Regions from separate parts of the Homo sapiens genome. Here region 1 is linked to region 2. Evidence: chromatin contacts called from ENCODE Hi-C or POLR2A ChIA-PET data. All regions are on one chromosome and are shown on one strand. The core of a region is the stretch at or near the end of the contact, and the rest is flanking DNA. Distances in the headings are between cores, read along the strand shown. Region 1 holds the start of TSN (translin). Region 2 overlaps CLASP1 (cytoplasmic linker associated protein 1).

The links. A loop is a pair of places that touch in the nucleus more often than their neighbours do. ChIA-PET counts read pairs that join two places held with the same protein, here RNA polymerase II (POLR2A). Pooled maps may share reads with other maps.
Region 1: a loop to region 2 is called in a pooled map, with 10 times the contacts of the local background. The contact joins the promoter of TSN here to the enhancer-like site in region 2. A Hi-C loop is called at or near these places in 4 of 50 pooled maps. POLR2A ChIA-PET finds 5 or more read pairs at or near these places in 2 of 52 experiments (H1 and K562).

The regions. Positions count from the first base shown.
Region 1 is chr2:121,754,360-121,757,059 of GRCh38, reverse strand. It overlaps TSN (translin), which reads right to left and starts at 1,409. Exons shown (of 6, transcript NM_004622.3): 1 at 1,215-1,409. The coding sequence starts at 1,280. RefSeq lists an enhancer at 1,355-1,544.
Region 2 is chr2:121,362,422-121,365,121 of GRCh38, reverse strand. It overlaps CLASP1 (cytoplasmic linker associated protein 1), which reads left to right. Exons shown (of 41, transcript NM_001395891.1): 37 at 1-28; 38 at 1,822-1,950. Among named protein-coding and RNA genes, the nearest start is that of TFCP2L1, 79 kb to the right of the region's middle. Within about 2 kb of position 1,366, at least 7 of the 41 ENCODE cell types and tissues checked have a DNase peak (open chromatin) inside an H3K27ac peak, as active enhancers do.

The sequences.
Region 1 (2,700 bases), core at 160-2,659, 390 kb before region 2:
TTTAAAGAATAATAGCCACCCATTAAACCCAAGTATTCAATTGGGACATTATAATGGATGACGTGTGTGAACGCAACTTGCAAAATGAAGAGTTAAATGCAACACAAGAGTCGGGTATTTCTAATTCTTTTTTCTTTTTTTTTTTTTTTTTGAGACGGAGTCTCGCTCTGTCACCCAGGCTGGAGTGCAGTGGCGCGATCTCAGCTCACCGCAACCTCCGCCTCCCGGGTTCACGCCATTCTCCTGCTTCAGCCTCCCGAGTAGCTGGGATTACAGGTGTGCGCAACCATGCCCAGTTAATGTTCTTTTATATTTTTAGTAGAGACAGGGTTTCCCCATGTTGGCCAGGCTGGTCTCAAACTCCTTACCTCAGGTGATCTGGCCGCCTCGGCCTCCCAAAATGCTGGAATTACAGGCATGAGGCGCCGCTCCCCGCCTCTAATTCATTTTTAAAATATTCACTGAGCATACTTATGTGCGAGGCACTGTGTAAATACCGGGGAACCAAGCACACAATCCCTTCCCTCTGGCGGTTTAACATACAATGAGGGAGAAGATTTTTTTAAAATAATCAATATTACACACATTAAAAAAAGTTAATGTGCTACTAGAAAACATAACAGGAAATAGATCGCTTAGACTGTGACGCCAATGAGATAAATACGAGACAATCAGGAAAAGAACGGGAAAGAAGCAAATTCCAGGAAAAGCAAACAGGCAGGAAGCTATTTGGGGCACTAGAAGAGGTAAAGTGAACATCATACACAAAGACAGAGAGCATAAACGAGATTGAAGAGAAACCATGTGAGCCACAGTAGAGTCTGATTTTTTATCCTGTGTGGCATAGGAAATCACAGGAGAGTTTTAAGCAGATCACATGTGCTTTTAAGACACCAACAAAAATACACGAAACGCTCATTCGCTGAAGACCAGGTGCTAATCGAGCCTTCGATATAAACAAGTGCTGAAAAGAAGGAAAACTGACACAAACGAGGCAAGTGATGCTGAGAAGCTGAGACTCGAACACGGGGAATCAGGACAGAGCAGCAAAATTTTGGGCGGGGGCGGGGAGTGCCTAACCTAAAGCTAGAGGGGAAGCAACCCACCCTCGGAGGCGTCCCCACCGCCCGAGACTGAGCGACAGAGGAGGGCCGGGCGAAGTGGCCCAACTAGGCATGGAAAGGCAAAGGGAATGGGGAAGGGAGGGGGCTCGCCTCTCGGATGTCCTGCTCGGCAGCCAAAAAGCCCTGCAGCTCCACGAAGATCTCGCTCACAGACATGGCGCCGGCTGCACAACAATCAGCCAGTGTAGCAAGGGCGGCCAAGGAAGTGGACGCCGCAGGCAACCAGCGCAATCAATCGCAACGGCCGCCGCTACCGCCGCGTCCCCCCGGTCTTACGCCACGACCGTCGCTAGGGTCCTCCGAGGCTCGCGGCGCGCCGGAGGACGGGCTGTCCGCCGCGCTGCCTGAGGCGCCGTCCGCTGCGTTCGGAACCGAGGCGCGCGTCCAAAGGGCAGAGGAGAGGGAGAGTGGGCGGGGCCTCAGTCTGAGGCCTTCAGACAGGCATCGCCAGAAACAACCTGCGAAGGCGGCCCTCGGAGCACGTGGGCCTGAGGGAGGGCGGGGACGGGCGTGTAGGTGGTGCGGGCAAGTGGGGCTGGTTAGCTTATATGTGTGTATTTATTTCATACACAACAACAGTTGGAGGGAAATATTTGACAACGAAAGAGTATGCACAAAAAACAGGTGCAGAAGAATGTAGAGAGAGTTCAGCCTTCGTGAGAGAGTAGGGGGCCAGTGCATTTCCAAAAAAAAGGAAAATAAAAGTAACGTATGTAGGACTGTGAGTAGGGAATGGATTGGGAGCGAAAATTTTCTGTGTAGATCTTTTAATGTCTTCTCTGTATGGCTGTATTACCTATTTTTAAATTAAACGGCTTTTTTAAGCGTGTGCGGTGGGATGTTTCTCTTTCCACTCACACCTTGTCCTAATTCCCCTTCCATGCCCTATAACGGTTTCCCCTTTCATGCCCTATAACGGTTTCCCCTTTGTTCTTGAAGAGTTATTTCATACACACATACTGTGTGTGTGTTCTTGAACAGTTATTCCATACACAAATACAGTGTGTGTGTGTGTTGCACTCGCCAGATGAATTGGAATGATTCTTATCAACTAAATGATAATTTATTGCTTGCTTTGTTTCTGACATTATTCTAAACTCTTTACATGAAGGATCATATTTAATTCTCATTATATGAGAATAATTTCATGTCCATGAAGAAGACAGTAAGACCACTAGCACCTACATTTTTAAAAAACTATCGGCCGGGCGCAGTGGCTCACACCTGTAATCCCAACACTTTGGGAGGCCAAGGCGGGCAGATCACAAAGTCAGGAGTTCGAGACCAGCCTGACCAACATGGTGAAACTCCGTCTCTACTAAAGATACAAAAACTAGCCGGGCGTGGTGGCGCGCGCCTGTAATCCCGGCAACTCGGGAGACTGAGGCAGAAGAATCGCTTGAACCCGGGAGGCACAGGTTGCAGTTAGCCGAGATCACACCACTGCACTATAGCCTGGGCAACAGACTCCGTCTCAAAAAAAATAAAAAACCCTTTCTTATCTCGTGTTTGTTCTCCCAAAACCCATTCGTCTGTCCTAAAGAATCCTATTTGTTCTCATACAAACTTTCGTCAC
Region 2 (2,700 bases), core at 117-2,616:
GCTGCTGGAGACCCTTGGAGACAAAGACGTGAGATGCTGGTTTGGCCTTATCTTGCCCCTTTCCATGTAATGGGGTCACGATGTCCTTTTCTTATTGGGCTTAGCTTCAGCTTTACTTTCTGGGTTGTGCTTACTGTTTACATCAAAACATTTATTTGTTCATTTTTCACATATTTTCTGAGCACGTTTAGTAAGGTCATGTTTTTATCAGCAACAAGCTGCTGCTTGGCTTACGTGCATGGTCTGCAACTGGGTTTATAGTAGTTGAGGAAACTTCATTCCTGCATCTAGTTGCTTTAACACAGAATTTCTTAAAACTTTATTAGCATAGAATGTGGTCTTTTAGGATGTACTTTTTTACTTGTGAGTTTCATTTTTGTTTCATATGTAATTGAGAAAAAGTTTCATTTTAAAAGACCTGATTAAATGCTACATTCCATGAAATTCCATCTTGGTCCCCCCCTACATATGTTAAGAGTTCCAATAATTTTAATCAGTCAAGTGGCAGGTTCCAGAAGCATGATTCTGATTTTTGTATTATTAATTTAAAAATAAAAAAAGCTTCATCATGCTGGGACACTTGAATGTGACAAACTAGGCATTTCTGACATGCCTGGTCTGTGATCTGCACATCGCACATAGAGAACTCTTAAAGGGGGGAGTAATCTGGTCAAAGTCCTGCCTTCTCCCACCTGTGGAGCTGGTCCCTTATATGGAAACAGGAATAGATGCTGAGAATTACCAGAATTAAACCTCTACAAGAAAAAGTTTCTCCATCCACATGGAGAAGAGAAATGAGAAGAGAGTGCTGTGGGGAGGGGCTGGAGGAAGGGGATGGGAGGATTGCCAGGAGGTGGCAGGCCATGCCCAGGGCCAGCTAGAGGGGACTTGCATGGCAACTGAGTGACAGGGAGGCTGCTGCATGCCATGCCGTGGTGACTCAGATAGCTTTCTGATGCTTTGGATTAATGGTTTGGTTTAGGGATAAGTAAAAATAGAAGAATGGTAATAAGTAATCTGTTTTACTTTTTTAAAAAAAACTTTTTAAAAATACTTTTAAAAAAAACAAAGTATTGGCTCGTAAGGCAGTTATGCCTTGTTGGCTCTGTTGGGAGATAAAGTGATGTCATGTAGAAGACAGGTAAATGGTGTATTAGTGTGTGAACTGTACAGATGAGTGGCAAAGAATCAGGATGTACTTTCTGGCTCTGTTTGGTGTAAACTACGTTCTCTTTTATTGAGATCAGGAGTCTGTTTGGAATGGCTTTCCTCCAGATGCGTGACTCTGGCCTTAACCAACTCGAGGCCTGTACACACCCAGTGATCTCATCACATGGAAGGTCAGGAATAATGACAGGCCTTCCACTGTCCTTAGGTGGAGTTCACTCTTACAGGCTGTGTTGATGAAACATCCAGGTGCTTTATACACATTCTTTCATACATTTTACAGAAGCATAATTTGTAGCCTGAAGCCTCAGGAAATCTGGAAATCCCCAGAAAACTGATAATGAACTTAGGTATATCATCCTCATTTGGTCTCAAGTGCATGGCTCGTTCAAGTAGCTTTTCTCAGTGCCTGTCAGGCGCTGGGTCCTGGGAATGTCACCCTAAGGCACAGTGCCTGCCTTCATGGAGCTGATGTCTAGAGAGCCAGTGTCAAGTAAAGCTGATTTCAAGTGAACTGTGTGATCTGTTTAGAGGGTTCTGCGAGGTTCCAGGGAACCCAGAACTGGGTGCTTGGCCTTGCCGACCCTGCTGACTGCTGTGTGTGAAAGTGCTGTGTGGTGTTTGGTGATGTCTTCCTTTCCCTTTGTATTCTAGCATTCAATTCGAGCACTGGCGTTAAGAGTTTTGAGGGAAATTCTGAGAAATCAACCAGCAAGATTTAAAAACTACGCCGAGCTGACGATTATGAAGACTCTGGAAGCCCACAAAGACTCCCATAAGGAGGTGAGTCAGTCATGTGGCCAGGGGTGCTGAACAGACGGGTCATGAGGAGCAGTTTGGACATGGAGATAGAGGAATCAGAATCAGTGCACAGCTTAAGAGCCCCTTCCTTGGAACTCAGCCATGTCGTAATACAGAGTGGAGTCCCCATTGCTGTCGTCCTTGCTGAGCAGTGGCATAGTTCCAGGGCCAATGCCATTTGTTCAGTTCCTAGCTCCTGCTCACTGTTTCCAGCAGGCCTGCCCTGCCCCTGGGATGTGTTCCATGTCCGTGCTTCCAGCTGCCTTTGTGGAAGGGAAGGGTCTGCTGCTGCTTTCTGGCATTTAGCCTCTGGTAGTCTGGTGTGGGAGGTGGAGACCAGCTTTGGAATCACAGACATGCAAGTCCCAGAACCAATGCCTTCTTGCTCCAGATAAGTGGACCAGTCATTTCACCTTCTGAGCCTCCGTTTCCTTGTGTGTAAAATAGGAATGGATATTTTCACAAAGTTTCTCATGAGAATTAAATGAGATGACCAGGGATGATTCCAGCCCAGCGCCTGCCAACAGTGGGTAGCAGGCTGCTGTACTGACCTTCCTCCCTCCCAGCCGTTCAGTGTGCTTCTCTCTGCAAGATGAGGCTGAGTGGTGGCAGCCCTGCTGTGCCTCTTCCACTCACTTTTGAGTATTTAAAATGCTAGCAAGCTATCTCTGCAGTTCCTGGCATTGGGACCTCAGCTACCTGGTAGAGAGTGGCAGGACATGTCTCTGTGTC